2 separate regions of the Homo sapiens genome follow, and region 2 is linked to region 1. Evidence: chromatin loops called from intact Hi-C (ENCODE). Cell type or tissue: heart right ventricle. All regions are shown on one strand. Links, peaks and the distances in the headings refer to the core of each region. The heading gives the core; the rest is flanking DNA. Region 1 holds the start of CERS6-AS1 (CERS6 antisense RNA 1). Region 2 overlaps NOSTRIN (nitric oxide synthase trafficking).

Evidence for each region. A loop is a pair of places that touch in the nucleus more often than their neighbours do. Peaks named below come from ENCODE experiments on the same cell type or tissue, not always from the same donor. Only the 100,000 strongest peaks of a DNase experiment are listed, where the experiment ranks them.
Region 2: it touches region 1 in a loop (2.0-fold over the local background); 24 of 110 quality-filtered maps call a loop at or near these places.

Annotation. Positions count from the first base shown.
Region 1 is chr2:168,782,696-168,788,076 of GRCh38, reverse strand. CERS6-AS1 (CERS6 antisense RNA 1) reads left to right here and starts at 1,648. Exons shown (of 3, transcript NR_045787.1): 1 at 1,648-1,720. It also overlaps a transcript of NOSTRIN not described here. In heart right ventricle, for the core only: no CTCF peak of the experiment used is centred there; no DNase peak of the experiment used is centred there.
Region 2 is chr2:168,831,865-168,837,245 of GRCh38, reverse strand. It overlaps NOSTRIN (nitric oxide synthase trafficking), which reads right to left. Exons shown (of 16, transcript NM_001039724.4): 7 at 2,921-3,019. Among named protein-coding and RNA genes, the nearest start is that of NOSTRIN, 32 kb to the right of the region's middle. In heart right ventricle, for the core only: no CTCF peak of the experiment used is centred there; no DNase peak of the experiment used is centred there.

The DNA.
Region 1 (5,381 bases), core at 267-5,266:
ACATCATTTTTTTTTTCTTATCACTTACCTTTCTTATCACTATTTTCTTTGCTGATTTATCTTCTTCTTCTCATCCCCCAAACATGGGTATTTCTCAAGGTTCTGCTTTGGCAGGCAGTGCAGAACAGATCAAAGCTTGGACTAAGTTCTTTGCATCACCACTTTCTGGCTGTAAGACCAAGGACAAAGTTTTTACCCTCTTGTGCTTCAGTTTATCTGAAAAAAATTAAAAAAAATGAAAATCACAACAGCCTCCAGTTTCAGTCTTCTACTTCCAATTTTTGTTAGACATGTCCACATGAAAGGACTCTCATCAGCTTAAATTCAAAATGTAAAAATCAACCCATTTTTCCTTTCCAAAAACTGAGGCATCTTCTCACAGCTCCTCTTTCTGTAAATGCATATTCATTCTACAGGAATTTATTGGGCACCTGCTGTGTAGTGGACACTGTGGCTGATAAGGATCAGCTATAAAAGGTAAGGCCTTTGCCCTCAAGATGCTTCCATTGAGTCCAGTGGGGAAGGCCGTGTGATAAGTGTTCTGATGGAGTTAAATGGTTGTACCTTTTCTTCTCAAGGAAGAGCACCAAATTCCCAAAGGCTAAGGCTTTCTGGGAAGACTAACTTCTAACACAAATTAGTCTTCAAGGCCAAGTAAGAGTTAGCGACATGAAGAAGAAGAGGAAAGAGGTCTCTGTGGCAGTGTAAGCAGTATGGCCAGAGTCCTGGAGCTGTCACAGGCATGGCACATTCTGAGACAGTGCCCATGGGGAGGGATGAGGATGGAGTGGAAGGTCAAGGTCAGGCCACTAAGGGGGAGAACAGGTGGTAGGAAGTGGGGTGGAGGCTGCCTCACTGCTTCACGCTATGCCCTTTGTCTCAAATGCCTTTCCTCTTTCCACTTGACTCATTCAAATACTATTCATTCTTCCTAGCTTTCTGCTTGAAACCTTTTCTTACCTGATCCCAGAAGCAGCTGTTACGAGCAGCGAATCCTTATGGGTCCGCAGCGAACTCAATTCTTAGCTCCTTAGAAGAAAGAATTTGGGGCCGGGTGTGGTGGCTCACGCCTGTAATCCCAGAACTTTGGAAGGTTGAGGCAGGTGGATCACTTGAGGTCAGGCATTCGAGACCAGCCTGAACAACATGGTGAAACCCCGTCTCTACTAAAAATACAAAAAATTAGCCAGGTGTGATGGCGGGCGCCTGTAGTCCCAGCTACTCTGGAGGAGGGGGGAGGCAGGGAAGAATTTGACCGAGGAAAAATAAGGCAGACTGAGAGACTGAGGCAAGTTTTAGAGCAAGAGTGAAAGTTTACTAAAAGGTTTTAGGGCAGGAACGAAAGGAAGTAAAGTACACTTCGAGGAGGGCCAAGCTGGCCACTTGAGGGATCAAGTGGCTGGCTTGACCTTTGCCTTAGGGTTTTATATATTGGCATACCTCTGGGATCTTGCATCCCTTTTCTCCTGATTCTTCCCTTCTGGTGGGCTGTCTGCATGCCCAGTGCCCTACCAGTGCTTGGGAAGGGCTGCATGCGCAGTGTGTTTACGGGAGTTATACGCATGCTCACTTGAGACGTTCTTCTATTACCAATCTAACGTTCCTAGAGGAAGGTCATATACCAGTTAAACTCCCCCATTTTGCCTCATAGTGCGCATGCTTGAGCCCACTTACCTAACACCTGAGATCTTATTGGGACGCTGCTGATAACCAGTTTCAGGTTTTTTCTGTCTGTCGGGAGATTGCCTTTCCCTCGTGCTGGCTGTGACTAATTATTGTTTTAGAGAAATAATGATTGTAACAGTGTAACAACCACCTGACCATCACTTGATGGTCGTCTGACATTCCTGGTTGGGCGTGCAGCCCTCTCCTGGCCTGCTGATGTCTGCCTGACTACTATAACACAACCTCTCTCTCCTCTGAACTTTTCTGGCAATTACTATTCTCACAACATATTTGATATAACGATGATACCAATGTCTTATATCTATAGATTTTATTTTTATTTTTAAAAGCCTTTTGCTGGCCGTGTGCAGTGGCTTATGCCTGTAATCCTAGCACTTTGGGAGGCCGAGGCAGGTGGATCACTTGAGGCCAGGAGTTCAAGACCAGCCTGGCCAATATGGTGAAACCCCATCTCTACTAAAAATACAAAAAAATTAGCTGGGTGTGGTGGCATGCACCTGTAATTCCAGCTACTCAGGAGGCTGAGGCACGAGAATCACTTGAACCTGGGAGGCAGAGGTTGCAGTGAGCTGAGATCCCGTGCCACTGCACTCCAGCCTGGGCAACAGAGTGAGACTCTGTCTTAAAAAAAAAAAAAAATCTTTAGAGCTAATAACTTCTGCCTGTGGCCTACCTCCCTAACTGTATTGAGACCCCCTTCAATGCAGCAGCTTTGCCCCTGACTTCCTCATACTCCTCACAAAGCCTAACATAATGTCTCGAACGATTGGTGCTCAATACATTTATTGACTTAATGTTGATGTGCATTTTACTGCTTTCATTAGTGTTCTGGCTCTGTGGGTAAACAATTTGGTACATGTAGCATAGTGTAAACTACTGGTTAGCATAGTGCAAACTATTTTATAACTCCTCAGAAATGACTTCTAAGTGATACAACTAAGAAATGGCAGCACTAGAAGTGTAGTACATCAGGGCTCAGTTCTATGTACCATCTAGTACCCTCAGCTGAGAGAAAAACAATACTCTTTGCTCTTAAAAACTCTAGGGACCCTTTTGAACTCATCTTTGGTGACATAGCTCCAATTAGTCTGAAATCTAACATAGGATTGCTTGATGGCTTGCCAGACAGTAACTAGCACTCTGGGTCAGGAACTTTGGCCAGAGCCAAGAGTTCAGTCCTGATGAATCAAATTAACAGCTATGACTCAAAAAGAGGAGGGCTGGGAACTGCTCTTTTATTTCCTATAACTCAAGTTACAGAAAATAAACTCGCTTTGTAGCATTTCATCCCTCACCTACTACCCACCCCTGGGACTTTTTCCCTATGAGTCTTTCAGCCCATTCTTAAAACCCAGATCCCTAAAAAACTAGCGTTACTACCTAGATCGCTTCCATTCTTCAGTCTGCAATGTATTGAATGACTGAATTGCTTGTACTGGTTCTTTTTGAACCTGTGTTCTGGGTTATGTTTGCCCTTGCAAGTTCCCAGGGTTAGACTGAGGAAGGAGATGTGCCCTTTGTGAATTAGACTGATACAGTGAACTTGAAAAATTGAGTTCAGTTATTGATGTATTTGATTTATTGGGGGTCTTCCCCAAGAAAAGCTTCCAATATAGTTGAAAGGACTATACAATATGACGCCAAAAAGAGGGAAGATAGAGATGAAAACTACAGGAGGAAAAACTAGATCTGTAAGAAAAATTAACGGAGGTAGATTAAAAAAAAAAGCCAATGGAGAATTTGAAATGCAGTAGAAATCTTGGCAGCCCACATCTTCAGAAACAAATGCAAACACTGGAATCTGTGTAATGAACCAGAATGAGTACGTGTAAGTTTTGGAATCACTCCGGTCTGGGGTCAAATCTTTACTGTGCTGGGGAGTGTTTGCCAACTGGCTCATCATAAATGAATAAATAAATAAATAAGAAAGCCCTAATTTGCAGCTTTTGTTGCTAATTATACAGTTATTAAATACATGGTCTAGGAAAGTAATGTCCCTGAACACAGATTTGTGAAGAAATGCACAACAGCACATACAAATACACACTTGTATCCCTCATACAAATACAATAGATGTAAATAACTTCAAGAGCATAGATAGTTGAATGTAGGGAAATCATTAAAGTTGATGTTTTTGGGTATTTATTACCTGTAAATATGTATTTTTTTGAGACAGGGTCTCGCTCTGTGCCCAAGCTGGAGTGCAGTGGTGTAATCACACCTCACTGCAGCCTTGACCTCCCAGGCTCAAGCAATCCTCCCATCTCAGCCTCCCAAGTAACTAGGACTACAGGTGTGTGCCACCATGACTAGCTAATTTTTTTTTTTTTTTTTTTTTGATAGAGACAGGGTTTCACCATGTTGTACAGGCTAGTCTCCAACCCCTGGGCTTAAGCAATCCTTCTGCCTCGGCCTCCCAAAGTGCTGGGATTACAGGTGAGAGCCACTGTGCCTGGTCATATTACCTATATTTTAAAATATAATTTTAATTTGTAAGTTTATTTAATTTTTTAAAATGGCTGTTTAATGATCAGCTTGCAAAATTTCAGAAAATATAACAATCAGCCCATGCAAGCTGGTATGAGCTGCTTCCATCACACCACTGATGAATGATGATACTCTTGATCCTTATGATTGCTGGATTCCATATTTGTGAATTCACCTACTCTCTAAAATTTATTTGCAAACCAAGAATCAATACTCAAAGCCTGTGATGGTTAATTTTATGTGTCAATTTTAACTGGGCTACAGGGTGCTTAGGCTACAGGGTGCTTAGGTTACATACAGGGTGCTTTAGTTAAGCTATATTCTTGGTGTATCTGTGAAGATGTCTTTGAATGAGATTAACATTTGAATCTGTAGGCTGAGTAAAGTAGATTGTCCTTCCCAGTGTGAGTGGGCCTCATTTAATTCTTAAAGGCTTGAATTGAACAAGAAAGTCTGAGAAAGGAAGAATTTGGTCTCTCTCTACTTGACTGTCTTTGAGCTGGGACATTGGTCTTCTCCTGCCCTTAGAACCAAACTGGGACTGGAAAGTACACCAACAGCTCTCCTACCTCTCAGGTCTTTGGACTTAGACTGGAACTGTACCATCAACTCTCCTGGTTTTACAGTTTGTAACCGAAGATCTTGGGACTTCTCGGCCTCCATCATCTTGGTGTGAACCAATCCCCATAATAAATCTCTCTCTCCTTCCCTCCCTTTCTCTCCTTCTCTCTGCACACACACACACACACACACACACACACACACACACACACGTATTTTATTGGTTCTGTTACTGTCGGCAAATCTGTACAGGCCTGCAGCACCCTCAATTCTTGCCTTCTCAGAAGAAAGAATTTGACTGCGGGGGCATAAGGCAGAATGAAAGACCAAGGCAAGTTTTTTAGAGCAGGAGTGAAGTTTATTTAAAAGTTTTAGCGCAAGAATGAAAGTTACTTGGAAGATGGCCAAGCGGGCAACTTGAGAGATCAAGTGCCTGGTCTGACCTTTGACTTGGGGTTTTGTATGTTGGCATACTTCCGAGGTCTTGCATCCCTTCTCCCGATTCTTCCCTTGAGGTGGGCTGTCTGCATGCGTAGTGCCTGCTAGCACTTGGGTGGGGCTGCACTTGCAGTGTGTTTATTGGAGTTGTATGCATGCTCACTTGAGGCCTTCTTCCCTTACCAGTTGAATGCTCCTAGAAGGACATT
Region 2 (5,381 bases), core at 112-5,111, 49 kb before region 1:
ACAATATCTGGAGAGGAATGTGAGACCCCATAAATAAGTGTTCCTGTAACTTTCTTTACTCTTGCAAGATGGGAGGAAGATGCAATAGACTATTTGTGCCCTCCCACCAGATTAGGCCATGAGGGTGGAACCCTCATGAATGGGATTACTGCCCTTATAGAAGAGGCCCCAGGGAGCTTCCTTGCTCTCTTTCCACCACGTGAGAATGCAATGAGAAGTAGCCGGTCTGCAACCTGAAAGAGGAAGCCTCACCAGATAGCACCTGATCCCACACTTCCAGAATGTCTGCTGTTGAAGCCACCTCCATCTATGGAACTTGGTTATAGCAGCCTGAACAGACTATAAGACAGGGGGAGTTATAGAAGGCTGGTGGGGAGGAATCATTAGGGAGTGGGCTGTCCAAGATATGGGAAATATGGGATAATCAAGAGAGGGCCTCTGGGAGGCAGAATGGGATGAGATTAGAGCACAGGATGCAGAACTGGCCTCTCCATTGCAGATATGTAAATGCTATTACTTCAGTAGGCAGGTGGCTGTGCTGACTTCTATTTACTCTGTGAGGTAGGAGGCAAGATACTGTGCCAGGAGTGTGTGGATGGAGGTGTGAGGAGAACGGAGGTTTAGATCAGCTTCTGGTGGGAATCAAGACTGCTGAGCAGGAAACCAGGAAGAATTTGCTGAGCAGCACAGAGCATCAGCTCAGGTGATCATGAGCGCTTCTATGTGAGATGAGAAAATGAATGCCCCCCGCTTGGGTGTTCAGCTTCAGGATTAACAAAAGCTGCCAGATTAAGCAGTGAAGATGGCATGGGTGTATGACAGAGTAACAGCCAAGGTTATGGTTACCAGCTGGAGGAGAGGAGAGAGCACTGTGGATCTTTACTTCCCAGGGAAGCTGCTGATGGGGGTAGGAAGAGGAAATTCACCACTTAGCTGCCATGCTTTTTTCTTTATTATTGCATGACATCAATAAAGAATAGCTTCTAATGAGCACTCAGAATGCCTAGGCAGGTCCTGGCACTGAGTATTTTAACAGACTGGGTTCGCCTCTTCGGAAGCTGCCTCATTATTCAATACTTGTTATGATCATTTCCAACTGTGAAGACTGACATGGAAAGAAATAAGAGTCTTGTAAAATCTTGCTAACAATGAATTTAAGTTATTCAATGGATATTTCTTCAGATGAAAGAGCTACTGGTGATGACAATTTTCTCTTCCTTTGTAAGGGGTTTGCAGTGGTGCTGGTTGCATTTCCTTAGTGGAGACTCATCTTTTGTAGAAGATATCGACTATTTCAAAGGTTTTCAATCTGGGACACATACCACAAGAGGGGTGCAAGATAATCTATTGGGGTGTAAGCAGAAAATGTTCATTTTGTTCCTGTACCCCAATATTATTCGTGTTCATTTTGCCTGAAAACACAGTTGTCAAGCTTACTCTTATTTAATATATGAGTCTACACTGGTGCTCACACATGGACAGTTGTGGATTCTGATATGGCCTGGGGGAAGGGTGGGGATTCTGCAACCTGAAAAGCTGCCCTAGGCCCTCACTGTGTTTTCCCTTCCAGCATCTGGGACATGTGGCCATTGACATATACCTGGGCCATGTGATTTTACAGACATTTTCTGGCTCCAGTTAGGTTAACATACACAAAATGCACAAATATCTTAGAGGATTTCTGCCAAGAACCTGTGGATTGATGTTACTACCAACAATTTAACCACAAAGAATCCACAGCAAAATGTCCAAGCTGATGCTGCCACCTCTCCTGGTTGTGAGTTTGTTACTACCCACATGAAAGGGCAAACACTGAAATGAGATCTGACAAAAAATTTGATGAACAAATTACATTATCGAGAAGGCTGGCCAGGGGCGGTGGCTCATGCCTATAATCCCAGCACTTTGAGAGGCTAAGGCAGGAAGATCACTTGAGGTCAGGAGTTCGAGACCAGCCTGGCCAACATGGTGACACCTCGCCTCTACTAAAAATGCAAAAAAAAATTAGCCGAGCATGGTGGTGCACACCTGTAGTCCCAGCTACTTGGGAGGCTGGGGTGGGATAATTGCTTGAAGCCTGGAGTGGGAGGATGCAATGAGCCAAGATTGCACCACTGCCCTCCAGCCTGGGCCACAGAGTGAGACTCTGTCTCAAGAAAAAAAAAAATTATCAAGAAGACTATTCGAAATATGCATTTAAATTTACTATAGTTAAGGCTGAACCTTGCTCCAAGTATACATTTTTCCTGAAAACATTACTTAATGATTATCTAAAGACATCATGGTTTGCTAATCATTTAAAATATTATTTCATCTTTATTTCATCCTGGAAACATTTCTACTTTTATGCTTTATAATGTTCATAACATATTAACATAATACATAAAGTACTATATGTAACAAACAACATATATATAGTATTTATTTTTACTTATTTGGGGTATTAGCTGAGAGGTTTTTTTAAGATATTAATAGAGTTTCCTTTAAAAAAATGTGGGCATCATTGGTCTCATTTGTCATCTGTCAATAATATTTTTTAAAAATACATGTGGTCCAGGCAAAGTAGCATGCTCCTGTAGTCCCAGCTACTTGAGAGGCTGAGGTGGGAGGATCCCTTGAGCCTAGGACTTTGATGCCAGCCTGGGCAGCACAGTGAGATCCCTTCTATTTAAAAGAATTAAAATAAAGTTTAAAATGTATGTGGTGTGTGTGTGTGTGTGTGTGTGTGTGTGTGTGTGCGCGCGCGCGCGCGCGCACGCCAGTAATGATTTGGAATCCCCTTTTATGCTCTGTCAAGCTACATCTCTGCAGGAATCCCACAGAGAAGGAGGAATCAACCCGTTCTCTTGTGTTCGTAGCTAAGGGCAGCAAGTCCATCCCTCTCTATGGCACATGCGCCCAGCCAGCCATGACAGCTTACCTTCCGCTTCTCCTTCTCAGTCATAGATTGCTTGGAGCTTTCTACAAGCTGGAAAAGTGCTTCATGTTTCTTGGTACTAACCATTAATTTCTTCTTGGCCTAGAGTAAAAAACATACAAACAAGAAAAAAAGGAGCAGAGGCTGATGCCAAGAGAAAACTCTCCTCTTTTGGAACAAAGCACATTCATGTGCTAGCTTTAACAATTATGTATCCTAGAATCCTCCAAAGGCTGAAACAAAAATGTGTACTTTTAGTTCTTCATTCCCATCCTCACTTCAAAATGTACCTAAAACATCAGAGCAGCTAACACTTTGTCCGGAGAACTCCTGCATACTTTTTCATTATATCGGGTACCCTCAAGAGGATTTTGAATTTTGCTAAATCATCAAAGGCCTGCAAGCCTCCAAAATAATGTTCTAGTGAGCATAATGGCTTTACCACAGAAGATATCACAGCAAACACAGAAGACTGCCTGCATCATTCTTTACATCAACCTAGGCCACGATTTGAGATTGTTTTAAGATGTTCTCTTAAAACGTGCAGCAAGGGTCACAATTCTGCTCCCTGATGGCCAAGCCTGAGAGTTGGGCATTTGTCTGGCATCTTGTGAAATGCCCTGCACTTGCTGGAGTTGGAGAAGTAGAAAGAAGTAGGGAAGGAAGGAGCACTCAAGAGTCTCCCTACCCTGTTCATGCTGACCCTTTGGAGTGGGTTAGGATTTAGGGGATAATTTCCTAGTCTACATGGTTGAATTTAACTGAAGATGATGCTCCAGAGATAAATTATGCAAACAGAATTTGGTTTAAGTTGGATTTAGCCTGTTCAGGAAGTAGGCTGATTGAAAGACTTTGGCTTTTTGCCTCAAGGTTGCAAGGACTGTCAAACCAGATAGTAAAGGAGAGGTCTCTCTTCCTTGGCTTTTTAGCTTGGGAATCAAAGGCAAAGCCTTCTGCCTCCCTCTAAACGTGGGAAGCCTCTGCAAAGGAAAATTAAAGAAATAAGCTCATGGCCCTCTTTCTCCACCTCCCGTCAGCCACATGCCTGCTGGGAAATGAGAGTGTGACGCATGAATATTTGGTCCTTTAAGGCTTTTCATTAGAGTCTCCCAAATAGACTACTTCATTACTGACATGCTGAATCCCTTGAATTGTAACTGGGGAGAAAATTATTATAGCCCAATAATTTTATGTTCTCTAATTTCGCTGTCACTCTTTATTTAAAAAAATGAAATCTTTTATTTAAAAAAATGACTTGATAGAAACTGGGAAATGATAAAAGATGTTTTTTCTTGGGAGCAATTGCAGCCTCTCAGCATTATTTCTGGCTTTTGATTCATTGTACTGAATTCCTGTGAAAGCTGAATATTAAAAGAAAATGGATTTTTAAAAACAAATCCTTTTAAAGGCCAGGTGTAGTGGCTCATCCCTGTAATCCCTACACTTTAGGAAGCCAAGGTGGGCAGATCCCTTGTGCCCAGGAGTTCGGGATCAGCCTGGGCAACATAGCAAGACCCTGTCTCTATTTCTTTAAAAAAAATACAAAACAATTCCTTTTAAAGAAAACTCATAAAATCCATGGCAAAACTAAAAAGCAAATGACTGGATACTGTTTCTGGGACTTTACTTTTTATAAAAGTGATTCTCATGAGCATCCTTTTACCATTGTAACTACTGTGGATACAGAAATTCACTTACATCAAACACTTTTTATTAATGTCCTTGGTCTTATGGAGTCAGTCCTCAGTTTTGGCAGAAGCTTTGGAAGTAACACCAAGTTTGCCTGTCTCTGAGTGCGTCTGTCTCTAGTTATTTGGCATCAGTGGCTGTTTACTTGTAAAGGTTCTCTGTGGGCACTAACGCTTTGGAGATGAAAAAGGATTTCAACACTTAGAGAACAAGTCTTCTCAGAGGGGTTCATTGAATCTTGTTAGTAGATTTACTGCTAGTCCTTTCTACCTGAAATGAATTCCTCCTATACTACATTGTTCTAGAATAATCTTCTGTGCATATGGATCCCATCTGTTATTTTCTCTGCTTAAGAACTCATACAGATATGCTCTAGCTTCCCACGCCAGATCGTAATTCCTCCTAGAATGTATTCCCTATTTCCTGCACACGTCATCTAGCCAACTAAATTTTAAATTACTTGAAAAAAATTATGTCTTAGAATAGTGTTGTGCACAAAAAGTGGACCCCACATACTCATGAAATTGATATACGCATCCCCTTTTACATATCACTACCCACCCCTCACTGGGCCACTCTCACTAATGATGTAGAGATCACTAACACCTTTCTACAAATGAAAAAAACAAAACCCAGGTGGTGTTTATCATATTCTGTAAGTTACAAATTATACAGAAAGGTAGTCAGTATAATGGAATGATTAAGAGCAGTGACCCTGGAACCCAACTTGTGACAACCATTGGTTCAACCATTAACCAGCTCTGTATCCTTGGGA